Linked DNA regions of Homo sapiens: region 2 is linked to region 1. The links are chromatin contacts, found by Hi-C in ENCODE. All regions are on one chromosome and are shown on one strand. Each heading gives the region's core, a stretch centred on a gene start or an enhancer-like site at or near the end of the contact. The rest is flanking DNA. Distances are from core to core; before and after follow the strand shown. Region 1 holds the start of SIAH2-AS1 (SIAH2 and CLRN1 antisense RNA 1). Region 2 holds the start of C3orf33 (chromosome 3 open reading frame 33).

Region 1 (6,201 bases), core at 1,366-3,865:
TTTATACCAAATTCCATCAATTCCATGCATGTATTCTTTCTACAGAAGCCCTTTGTAAGATTAAACTTTATTTCTTCTGGGCTCTTACGCCATATTTCTTGGACAAATTGTATTCATTCATTTTAAACATCCACTAATATTTTTAAAAGATAAGAGCTAATGTTTAAACAGTGCTTATGATGGGCGAGGTTGTTTTAAAAGCTTGAAATATATTAAACTCATTTACTCCTCACTGCCCCACCTATAAGATAGGTATTTTTTTTTCCACTTTTACAGTTGGAGGGAACCATTTTTCACTCAGTCCTAACAGTTGGTCCTTACCTCTGTGTCTCCTATAAATTTCCGATTTCTACCTAAGGTAACCCTTTCCCCAATTCCGGAATCGTTGGCTCAAGCAAAGTCTGCAGAAAAACAATTTTAACTCGGAGCACACAGTTACATTTGGACATGCGGTTCACCCCGGGCAACCGTGCCCTCTAGCGCTTCTGCTGGGCGCGCAGGGTGGCCCTACGCCTCGCAACAAAGACTCGGACTTCGGCCGGCTCTCTACCAAGCGGACGCAGCGCCTTACACTGGAGTTTCACCCACTGTCTTCAGAGACCTCACGACCCAACCTACGTTTCTGACATTTCTAGATGATCTCGAACTCTTAGCCAACGCTGCCCATGAGCTCCCTCCTCGGCCTGCTATACGAGCCAGGGGCGCTCAATTCAACGAAGCTTCCTCCTGGTCCGCTGGGAAAGGAATAAAGGGAGCTTACATCCTCCCCACCGCCCCCCTCTTTACTCAACCCCACCGTTAACTGTACAAAACTAGGTCCTGTGCCCGCTGCAGACCCAACTCGAGCCCCTCGCCCTGCTCCCACCCAATGCTTCTCGTCCTGACTCCGAACACAGAACGCGGGTGGCCGCTTCGCCCTCTTCTCCTGCGTGCTGGTGACTCAGCCCTGAGAAGAGAAACCTCTCGGTTTTTTCCGACTAGTGCAGGGGCGCCCGCGCCCCGCCCCTGCCCGCCCGCGTCCGGTCCCACCCACCGTCCACGCTCCCGCCCCGCCTGAAGTTGCCTTTCTCGTTTGAGCTGAGGGACGCGTCAGCCAGGCACCCCGGGGTGTGGCCAGAGGACTTCGGCGACGCTTCCCCGAGAGTAGCCCCCCTCCTCAACCCAGAAAAGACAACCCCGCGGGGCTGCAGCGAGCCAGGCATGCTCACTGGCGCAGGCCCGGCCCGCAGCCCGAGCAGGAAGCGCCGGCGCTAGGCGGCCCCCTGCGCTGCCAGCTGGAGCCGGGCGGAGCCAGCGCCCCGGCGCAGGGTGGCTCTGCCAGTCCCCGCGCGCCTGGGCGGCCGCACACGTGTCCAGGCGTCACGTCCGCGCGCGCCCCCGGGGCTTGCGTCAGCGGCTGTTCCAGAAGCGGGTGGGCCAGGGCTCTGCGCACCGCTGGGGTTCGGGGCCCGGGACGCCGCCGGGAGGAGGGCACCGCGCGGGGTCCGACGCGGAGGCGTGCTCGGAACGCCGGGGGCTGCGGAGTGCATCAGCGCGGTCCAGCCCTCCGCCTGCCGGGCGCCGAGCGTCTCCGCCGCCCGGACCTGGGCTGGGCGCCGTGGCGTTGCCTCGGAGCTCGCTGCCCGCGGGGCGCGCACCGCCTTGACCCGGGCGGCCCCGCGGCAGGCAGGCGCCCGCAGTTCCATGGTTGGTTCGGAGCGCGATGAGCCGCCCGTCCTCCACCGGCCCCAGCGCTAATAAACCCTGCAGCAAGCAGCCGCCGCCGCAGCCCCAGCACACTCCGTCCCCGGCTGCGCCCCCGGCCGCCGCCACCATCTCGGCTGCGGGCCCCGGCTCGTCCGCGGTGCCCGCCGCGGCGGCGGTGATCTCGGGCCCCGGCGGCGGCGGCGGGGCCGGCCCGGTGTCCCCGCAGCACCACGAGCTGACCTCGCTCTTCGAGTGTCCGGTCTGCTTTGACTATGTCCTGCCTCCTATTCTGCAGTGCCAGGCCGGGCACCTGGTGTGTAACCAATGCCGCCAGAAGTTGAGCTGCTGCCCGACGTGCAGGGGCGCCCTGACGCCCAGCATCAGGAACCTGGCTATGGAGAAGGTGGCCTCGGCAGTCCTGTTTCCCTGTAAGGTAAGCCCAGGGACAGCCCACGTACCTCCGCCGGTGACCTCAGGGACTCCGGTATCCGCCAGCCCACTCGCAGGCCCGGAGAGGCGGGCGGCATCTCTCATTTAAAAAAAAAAAAGAAAAAATGTTTACACTTCGTCCACCCTCCCTCAAGCCCACTTTGGGTGTAGGTCTGGGTTGACATTTACCGAGTAATAATTGTTAATAGACAATTAACAGATTAATTGGCATTTGCTGATCGTTAGAACATCGTAGCTCACCCGGCCCAATGCCCGCGTCCTCTGCAGACGTGTATTCGGGTACTCTCGGTAGGGCTGGGCCGCACCAGTAAAACTTGGACCGAGAAACTGACTGTGTGGGGATTGAGGAGGGAGGAAACGGGCGAGCTAAACGCCCCCTTTACCAGCGCTGGGCTCGGCTGAATTGATAATTGGAGTCCTGCACCCCGCGCCTACCGTCTGCGCACCCCTGACACGTGGGAGCTCTCGGGATTGTAGCTAAAAAAAGGGCGCCTACAGCCTGTTTTCCTCTAGCTAGAAGAAAACCCTGCAAGCCACGCCTTTTTCTCTCCTAGCCTTCCAAAGACTGGGAAGGACTGAGGAGTTGTGGCTGCGTTGTTGTACTAAGTGGGGTGAAAACAGTCAATCAAGAAATTAACAAGGGCACTCAAGAGCTGTTGTTACAGTTGTTTAAAGCTCATCACTTCATTTTTTATTTAATGTAAAAAGTTTTCAATGCCCTTGCGAAAAATGCAAGCCACCAAGACAAGAAGTAAAATGAAAGACCAAGATCTCTCCCCTCCTTTCCCACCATTGTTAGGTTTAGTGTGTATCTTTTTAAACTATATATACATACACCCTCGCAGCTAAATATAGAATCATAGATGTCAGTGTATGTCAGGGAGGTTTTTTAATACCCACACATAGATGTAAGTTTTTCTCCAAAAATGGCATCTGCAACTTGCTGTTCTTAAATTCATATTATCACACATATTTCTCTATGCCTGAAACCTAGTCGACTTCATTGTATTTTAAATGGCTGCATAGTATTGCATTGTGTGGTCATATTATAACATTTGTTTACCTGCAGCTATTACGTGGAAACCTTCAGGAGCAGTTTCACAGACATACTTGTCTACGTTATAACCTAGAAGTATACTGTAAAGTCATTTTCTGAAATTAGAAGTGGAGATAATGTCACTAATACTTTCCAGTTTTTTTGTAAAAGTAACTTGCGCTGCCTCTTGGGCCATTTAAGCTGTCTTGCATTTCTCCTTGGTGCTGCTTATTTTATAGGACAAGAGCTCATTTTTAAATTAAAAATAATCCACCAGAGAATTCAGGCTTGGGACTCAGGTCAGTAAAATGAGTGCTTTAATTTGGTCTGCTGCCCTGCTGCAAATCAGGTTTAAAATAGCATATTTAAATAAGAGTTTGAATCGGTGTTTGGACTAGGGTGTTTCAGGCAACCTTAATAAATTGCTGTTAACCCCTCCTCATATAGTGCTTACTAATTCACTCAGCCCAGTTTCTCAAAATTTAGATAAAGTATTTGCATAGTTGTCTTAGGGTTGTGAAAAAGGTGACAACCTAGTGGTTGGAAAAGGTTTGGTGGTAGTTAACATAGAGTGGCTATTTGATGCTTGAGATATATTGCAGGGGTGGGGGATGCCCCATAGGATTTCTGGGGAGCCATTTTCTCACCCCTTTACTTTCCCTTAAACGCGCAGCGGCTAACAAAAGAAATGGCTTTTAGGTGAGTTTTAGTTCACAAATGAGCATTTGATATTAGTCAGTAATCCATAATTTGTTTTTAAAATGTAACCATAATAGAATTGTGTTGTTCCCAAGAGAAAGGGAAGGAAACAGTTATGCTATATGGAGCATGAAGTTTCACTTTCAGGATCTAGAACTCTGGTTCCTATGAAAGCATACGTTCTTTCCTAACGTGAAACAGGCTACTGAAATCAACCTTGAAGAGTAGTTCTGGGAATCAGGGGTTCTCAGCCTTTCTGTACATGTCAGTGGTTTTCTGAGTCTCTATTCTATAAGAATGCAGTGGGGTAAAGCTATTACTTTGCAAGCTGAAATTTAAAAGGGCCAATTATTCCCCTGCAGACCAAGAACCAAGCTTAGGATGTGATCTTGGGGATGCTTTTGTGTGTGCATGTGTGTGAGTTGTATAAAGCTGGGGTGTGTGTCCCTCACCTTTGGTTGATCAATAATCCAAACTATTGGCAGGGCAGCTCAGCCAGTTAGTCTGGATAAACCAAACTTGAATGTATACATAGGCCCAGCGACCAACCAAGATGTGTTAGTTGTAGAGGATGAGAAACAACAGAGAGCCGTAAGGCCTGTATCAAACTTAAAACAAGGCAGATCTGTTTACCTAGCCCTTTGGCCTACAGTTTGAGGCTCCTAGAAATTATGGGACTGCCTTTTTACTGTCCCCACCTGCTCTCAGAATCTCTCATGGGCTGGCTCATGTGAAAAAAACCAACGTTGAATAAAGTACCAGAGCCCACATCTCAAGAGCTGCCACTGTTTGCCTGAAAGACCACCTCCCAGGGCCTTGATTTCCTCATCTATACAAATGAGAGATGAATCTGCTTGACTTCTAAGGACCTGTAGCTTCTAGCATTCTATGAAAAGAAGGGAGGCTATCTGGAATGTTATTGGATGCCCTCTATCTGCCAGTTACTTTGCAGGGGTCAGCTTTTACTAGTTTGCCTTTTTTTTTTTTCAGATGAGGAAACTCATGCCTACAGAGTGGTTAAATGTGAAGTGACTTGTCAAATCACACAGCTAGTAAGAGGACCAGTCCAAGCACCTGCATCTCAAAGGCACAGATGTTTTGTCCTACACCTTACTACGTAGGGATTTCGAATCTGAGTGTATACTCAAGATTCTGAATCATAACTCAAGGTTGACACCAGTAACAAAACCGTCTGGTTGGATGAGTTCACCAGATGGGCCTCTTATGGGACCATCCCAAAATGACAACATACATACTCACTATGAAATTCATTGGCAGGAATTTTGTAGGGCATGTAGGGTAGGAAGATGGGAGGGTGGGGGAAACCTACAAACCTAGTATTTTGTGGGGTATCATCACAGCTCTGGACTGCTTCAGTTGGCAAAAAAATGGATGTATTGCCAAATAACTATCCCACTTAGGTTTAGGGTAATTAATTAAAGGCTAGAGTGTTGCCAGCACCTTTGATATGGGGAACCGGATGCATTATTAGCTCAGATCTTTGGGTGTGGTGACTCATGCCTGTAATCCCAGCACTTTGGGAGGCAGAGGTGAGCAGATCACCTGAGGTCAGGAGTTCGAGACCAGCCTGGACAACATAGTGAAACCCTGTCTCTACTAAAAATACAAAAATTAGGGCCAGGCGCAGTGGCTCACGTCTGTAATCCCAGCACTTTGGGAGGCTGAGGTGGGTGGATCACCTGAGGTCAGGAGTTTGAGACCAGCCTGACCAACATGGAGAAACCCCGTTTCTACTAAAAATACAAAAAAGTTAGCTGGGCATGGTGGCACATGCCTGTAATATCAGCTACTCAGGAGACTGAGGCAGGAGAATTGCTTGAACCCGGGAGGCAGAGGTTGCAGTGAGCCAAGATCACGTCATTGCATTCCAGCCTGGGCAACAAGAGTGAAACTCAGTCTCATTAAAAAAAAAAAAAAAAAAAATAGCCAGGTGTGGTGGCAGGCACCTGTAATCCCAGCTACTCAGGAGGCTGCGGCAGGAGAATCGCTTGAACCCAGGAGGTGGAGGTTGCAGTGAGCTGAGATTGTGCCACTGCACTCCAGCCTGGGTGACAGAGCAAGACTCTGTGTCAAAAAAAAAAAAAAAAAAATGGAATGTCTAATAGTGTATGGCTTTCTTCCGCTTGGGGTATTTTTTAATCCATTCTGTGGCTTGTTCCATGCCTGAGAACTTTTGACATCCTGTGCCCAGACTTAAACTCACCCCTTCAGTGTGTGGGTTTAGGGGGAGAAGTGAAGGTTGACACATTCATATCAACAACATAGTCTACTTTACCATCCAACGATGTATTTTGATATCAGCCAAGTAT
Region 2 (6,288 bases), core at 1,766-4,265, 5.0 Mb before region 1:
CCTGAGGTATGTTGTGTAAGAAAAATAGAATGGTTGACTTTGAAACTGGGAACCAAGGCTAGAAACTGGGGTGAGATTCTCATGAAATATTCAACTTTTTTCTTTTTCTTTGGTCTCTGGGAACACTTACATTAGTATCCAATCATTTTTTTTTTTTTTGAGACGGAGTTTTGTTCTTGTTGCCCAGGCTGGAATGTAATGGTGCGATCTCAGCTCACTGCAACCTCTGACTCCCGGGTTCAAGCAATTATCCTGCCACAGCCTCCTGAGTAGCTGGGATTACAGGCATGCGCCACCACACTTGGCTAATTTTTTTGTATTTTTTAGTAGAGATGGGATTTCTCCATATTGGTCAGGCTGGTCTCGAACTCCTGACCTCAGGTGATCTGCCAGCCTTGGCCTCCTAACGTGCTGGGATTACAGGCATGAGCCACCATGCCCAGCCCTCCAATCAATTTTTTAAATGATAATTCCACCTCATTAATTTCAAACATTCAGTAAGAGTCTATTACAGATATGTTCATGGTATTGTAGGAAATTAAGGGATGGGGCAGTGAATCTAAGTGTGGCTTTTCATGTATATCTCTCTGTTGAGGTCATGTAATCATCTTATTCAGTGAGTTTTCAGAAATTACCAGCAGGAAAAGGAACAGTGTGCCTTGGTGGATCTAACTCAGGAGCATAAGTCTCTGATTAATCTGCAGAAGTCCTGGAACAAGCACTAGATTTCTCACATCAATGCATAGTGAGGTGATGCTGAAACATTATTGAAGGAGACTTAAAGACATTTAGAGGACTTAGAGATGTCCAGGTGGCTGACATCTGAAATATTAAGAAAGACTTTGGGATGGAAAGTAGGCAGAATGGACTAACCTGTCTTCAACTAGGACACTGAAAATGCTAGCAGATAGGAGAGAAGAGGTATGGGACATTGGAAAACCAAAAGGAGTAATGTTAGGCAAATGATTGCCTAAGAAATCCACACTTCCTTTCCTTTTATTAACTAAATTTATTTTAAATCTAGTAACACAGAGATATTTTTATTTGAAATAGTGATTATGGATTAATATGTATCTTTGTAGATGGATTTTCCCCAATATCATTTGTGTTCCACCCTTGATGGAAATTTGTAGGTATTTTTGTGATTTGGCCAATTGCCTGTATAAGAGACAGTGTTGTGGTTAACTGCACAGAGTGAGCCAACTGGCTGAGTTGAATGCCTGCACAACATCCCAGTTTATCACTTCTTGGCTAGGTGACCTTAGCTACTGCCTTAATCATTCTGTGCATACTTGCTCTGTAAAACTGGGATTAATAATAGTGCCTACCTCATGAGTTGCTGGGAGGATGAAGGGAGTTAATGTCTGAGAAGCACCTAGAACAATACCTGGCGCATAGCAAGCAAGACCCAAGTGTCAACGATTCTTATTTACTTACTTTCTTGTCTTTTCTTTTTATTGAGACAAGAGTCTTGCTCTGTGGCCCAGGCTGGAGTGCAGTGGTGCGATCTTGGTTCACTGCAACCTCTGCCTCCTGGGTTCAAGCGATTCTTCTGCCTCAGTCTCCTGAGTAGCTGGGACTACAGGCGCATGCCACCACGACTGGCTAATTTTTTGTATTTTTAGTAGAGATGGGGTTTCACTGTGTTAGCCAGGATGGTCTCGATCTCCTGATCTCATGATTCAACCTCCTCAGCCTCCCAAAGTGCTGGGATTACAGGCGTAAGCCACCACGCCCGGCTGTTATTTACTTTCTATTGGCTATAACACAGAGACAATACACTCCTTGAAGCCACCACTCATAATATGTATTGTTAGGAATACAACATAGTCTGTTTTGACTTTTAAAGGTAATATTTGCATAAAGTAAAAAAAAAAAAAAAACTCCAGTAGTATAATTGCACTCTCCAATATAATAGCCACTAGCCATATGTGACTAAATTAATTAAAATTAATAAAGTTAAAAATTCAGTTCCTTGATTTCAGTAGCCACATTTCATGCAGGCAATACCCACATGAAGCTACAGGACATTTCTATCACTGAAAAATGTTTATTAGAGGTGGCAGATTGTGAAACCTCTTGCCCTTTCCTACCTTCCGTTTCCCGGGGTAGTCACTGTTACTAGTTTCTTGTATAGTATTTAGTATTTATTTATTTTTTTAGATGGAGTCTTGCTCTGTTACCCAGGCTGGAGTGTAGTGGCACGATCTTGGCTCACTGCAACCTCCGCTTCCCAGGTTCAAGCGATTCTCCTGCCTCAGCCTCTTGAGTAGCTGGGATTATAGGCGCATACCACCAGGTTCAGCTAATTTTTGTATTTTCAGTAGAGACGGAATTTCGCCATGTGGGCCAGGCTGGTCTCGAACCCCTGACCTCAAGTAATCCGCCCGCCTCGGCCTCCCAAAGTGTTGGTATTACAGGCAGGAGCCACCACACCCGGCCTCAATATATATTTTTATTACATAAATGTTACCATATTATTTGCACTGCTCTGTATCTAATTTTTGTTTTATTTAAAATGTATTAACTACTGTTTTCTAACAGCTCAAAGATTTAGAGCATGTGATATTAGGCTTTCAGAGCAGCTCTTAAAACTTTAAAGCACAATTTGAATATAAGAAATATGCATAGGTTTCAAGGACAGGTCGTATTTGGTTAAAAAATATGCATATGCTGTTCCTTGGGAGCAGGTGGAAGGAATGAATTACTTCAATTTCCTTCCTTGTGTGGCACCTGCGAAAACCACGTTGCAGCTGAGTGAATTGAAGTCACCAGCTGACAATCATCCTACTAGCTTGATAGGGAATGCTTCAGCCCCCACAGTGCTGCTCAGAGATCTCCTGCATCGTGGAATCACCCTGCATAAAAGCGGTTGGGGCACTGTTAAGACGTCTGATATCTGGGGCCCGCCCACTGGCGACTGCAGGTCGCGGGGCCACCCCGGTCCGCGGGGAAGGGGACCCCGCCGCCTTCCCGAGGTGAGCGGCGCCCCCTGCCGCCAGCCGGAGGAGCTCAGGGCCGCTCGCAGGAGGCCGGGAACATGGCGGGGCAGCCCGCGGCCACCGGCTCGCCGTCTGCCGACAAGGACGGAATGGAGCCCAACGTCGTGGCTCGGATCTCGCAGTGGGCAGACGACCACCTGCGCCTAGTCCGGGTACTGGGGCCACGCAGTCTGGGCGGGTGGTGGGCGCGGGGCGGCACAGAGCGACCCTGAGAACAACGTGAGGCCTCAGGCGTGGATCCCGCCGGGGCCGGGGAGCGACAGAAAACTGCGGGGGAATGAGCTCGAGAGGGCGACATCGCGAGTGTCGTGTGTGCGGGGCTGCAGAGGGCCGGGGGCGGGCCAGGGGGCCAGTTCGGCCTCATTATTACAAGGACTGTTCTGGATCCTTGCTGGGCTGTAGGGGGCACCTCAAAGGGTGAGACGCAGCCCAGCTCGGGGATGCCACCTGGTCCATTAGAGCATTTGGGGAGGGCCCAGAGAGGAGACCGAGGAAGAGCAGGGAAGTCCTGTACGCCTTGGGAGAGAGCATTTCTAATTTTTATTTATTTTTAATTTTATTTTTTAGGGACACGGTATTCCTCTCTGGCCCAAGCTGGAGTGCAGTGGCACGATCATAGCTCACTGCTGCTGCTCCACCCACTTCGGCCGAAAAGATCCTCCCACTTCAGCCTCCCGAGTAGCTGGAACCACAGGTTGCGTGCGCTACCCCATCGACTACTTTCTTTTAGAGTTAGAGACTGGGAGTCTTGCTATGTTGTCCAGGCTGTCCTCCAACTCCTGGCCTCAAGTGATCTCCCACCTCAGCCTCCCGAATAGATTTCTTTTTTTTGAGACAGGGTCTCCCTCTGTCACGCCTGGAGTGCAGTGGCACCATTATGTCTCGTTGCAGTCTCCACTTCCTGGGCTTAAGCAATCCTCCCACCTCAGGCTCCCGAGTAGCTAGGGCTACAGGCACTTGTCACCACACCAGGCTAATTTGTTTTTTGTTTGTAGAGGCAAGGTCTTCCTGTGTTGCCCAGGCTGGCCTTGAACTCCTGGTCTCAAGAGATCTGCCCGCCTCGGCCTCCCAAAGCACTGGGATTGTAGGCATCAGCCACTGGTGCCCTGCCTTTTTTTTTTTTTTTTTTTTTAAGTGAAGCACTAAGCCTCTGGAGTTGAAGCAAGAGAGGGACATGTTAGGCCACCAGGCAAGAGAGGGTTGTGGCTAAGACACAGAATTGTGGTGATATGAATTGTTTGGGTGTGAGGTACAAAGAAAGAGGTCCAAGGAGGCTGGTAATAGTTGCTGATAAGGAGAAGGAGTTGGAATAAATGATTTATTGGGGAAAATCTAGAGAACTTTTTGGACACGTACATGGAGATGTGCAAATTTGGAGATCATTATTAGACTTCTAAGCAGAATTGTAGATGCTGTCCTTGGCAACTGGATATGGGGTCCGGTGTTGAAGGGAGATCAGAACCTGACATAGAACATTGGGAATGACCTGCATAAACCTTAAGTAGCATTTAAAGCCGTGGGCTTGAATAACATCTCAGAGCAAGTGAGAAAAGCTACTGAAGAAGCCCTAGAATTTGGGGGATTATAACATTGAGAATCTGGGGAGTAAAGAGGAGGTCAGCAAAGACTAAGAAGAAGCAGACAGTGAGGTAGTAAAAAAGTCAAGACAGCCAGGTGTTCTAGAAGCCAAGTGAAGAAAATGTTTTCAGAAGGAATCATTAACTTTAAAAAATAATACTGGAAAGTTGAGTAAGATAACTTTGCAAATGCTCTACAGCCAAGCAGCACAAAGTCCAAAGCCATGCCTGTTTTCACTCATCATTGTAGCCCCAGTTCTTAGAGTAATGCCTGCTACTTAGTAAGTGCTAGATAAATATTTGTAGCATCATTGAATGGTAAATAATATATGTGTTAATTGGTGAAAACTCATTTCTTCCAGTTAAGCAGTAATAGATGCATGGGTTATTTCAAATTAAAAAATGACTTCAGAAGGATTATGGGAGGAAGTTGTGTAAATTAGAACATAGTTATAATATTACAAATAATCCAATCACAGAACCCAGAGTATGTACCTTTGTGCATATTTTCAATCTCATTTCCTTTTTCTTTTTTTTTAGACCAAGTCTTGCACTTGTCCCCCAGGCTGGAGTGCAATGGTGTGATCTCGGCTCACTGCAACCTCTGCCTCCCAGGTTCAAGTGATTGTCCTGCCTCACCCTCCTGAGTAGCTGGGATTACAGGTGCCTGCCACCAAGCCTGGCTAATTTTTGTATTTTTAGTAGAGATGGGGTTTCACCATGTTGGCCAGGCTGGTCTCGAACTCCTGACCTCAGGTGATCTGCCCGCCTTGGCCTCCCAAAGTGCTGGAATTACAGGCATGAGCCACTGCGCCGGCCTCTTTTTTCCTTTGAGACAGAGTCTCACTCTGTCGCCCAGGCTGGAGTGCAGTGGCACAATCTCGGCTCACTGCAACCTCCACCTCCTGGGTTCTAGCGATTCTCGTGCCTCAGCCTCCTGAGTGGCTGGAATTACAGATGTGTGCTACCACGTCCAGCTAGTTTTTTGTATTTTTAGTAGAGACGAGGTTTCACCATGTTGGCCAGGCTGGTCTCAAACTCCTGACCTCAAGTGATCCACCCGCCTCGGCCTCCCCAAGTGCTGAGATTACAGGCGTGAGGCACCACACCTGGCCTCAATCTCATTTCTTTTTTTTTTTTTTTTTTTTTGAGACTGAGTCTCACTCTGTTACCCAGGCTGGAGTGCAGTGGCACGATCTCGGCTCACTGCAACCTCTGCCTCCCCGATTCAAACGATTCTCCTGCCTTAGCCTCCTGAGTAGCTGGGACTACAGGCGCCCACCACCACGCCCGGCTAATTTTTTGTATTTTTAGTAGAGACGAGGTTTCACCGTTTTAGTCAGGATGGTCTCGATCTCCTGGCCTTGTGATCTGCCTGCCTCGGCCTCCCAAAGTGTTGGGATTACAGGTGTGAGCCACCATGCCCAGCCAATCTCATTTCTTATATACCTAGTTGTATTGATGGAAGGAAAGTGTGTTAGATTATTACTCTTTTTGAGAGAGTTGCAGGATTCTTAATTTTTCATTAACTCCTTTAGGCCTACCCCAGTTTAAATGAAACACTTTAAAAACATCGCTTAATATTCCCTAGCCATTTACCCACATCTGCCAAGTGCTGTATATTAAGGTTTAGTGATAAAATTTTCTACTAAATACTTAAATTCCTACTATGGATGCAAGGTTATACTAATTACTATGGGTACTGTATA

Evidence for each region. A loop is a pair of places that touch in the nucleus more often than their neighbours do. Pooled maps may share reads with other maps.
Region 2: a loop to region 1 is called in a map of naive thymus-derived CD4-positive, alpha-beta T cell, with 9 times the contacts of the local background. The contact joins the promoter of C3orf33 here to the promoter of SIAH2-AS1 in region 1. A Hi-C loop is called at or near these places in 1 of 168 maps with a recorded cell type or tissue (naive thymus-derived CD4-positive, alpha-beta T cell), 1 of 37 single-sample maps with no recorded cell type and 2 of 50 pooled maps.

The regions. Positions count from the first base shown.
Region 1 is chr3:150,758,351-150,764,551 of GRCh38, reverse strand. It overlaps SIAH2-AS1 (SIAH2 and CLRN1 antisense RNA 1), which reads right to left and starts at 2,615. Exons shown (of 3, transcript NR_187306.1): 1 at 2,572-2,615; 2 at 2,145-2,213. It overlaps SIAH2 (siah E3 ubiquitin protein ligase 2), which reads left to right and starts at 1,383. Exons shown (of 2, transcript NM_005067.7): 1 at 1,383-2,119. The coding sequence starts at 1,703. RefSeq lists enhancers at 388-447, 966-1,912, 3,729-3,828, 5,063-5,122 and a silencer at 958-1,857.
Region 2 is chr3:155,803,005-155,809,292 of GRCh38, reverse strand. C3orf33 (chromosome 3 open reading frame 33) reads left to right here and starts at 3,015. Exons shown (of 5, transcript NM_001308229.2): 1 at 3,015-3,154. The coding sequence starts at 3,041. RefSeq lists a silencer at 2,731-3,080.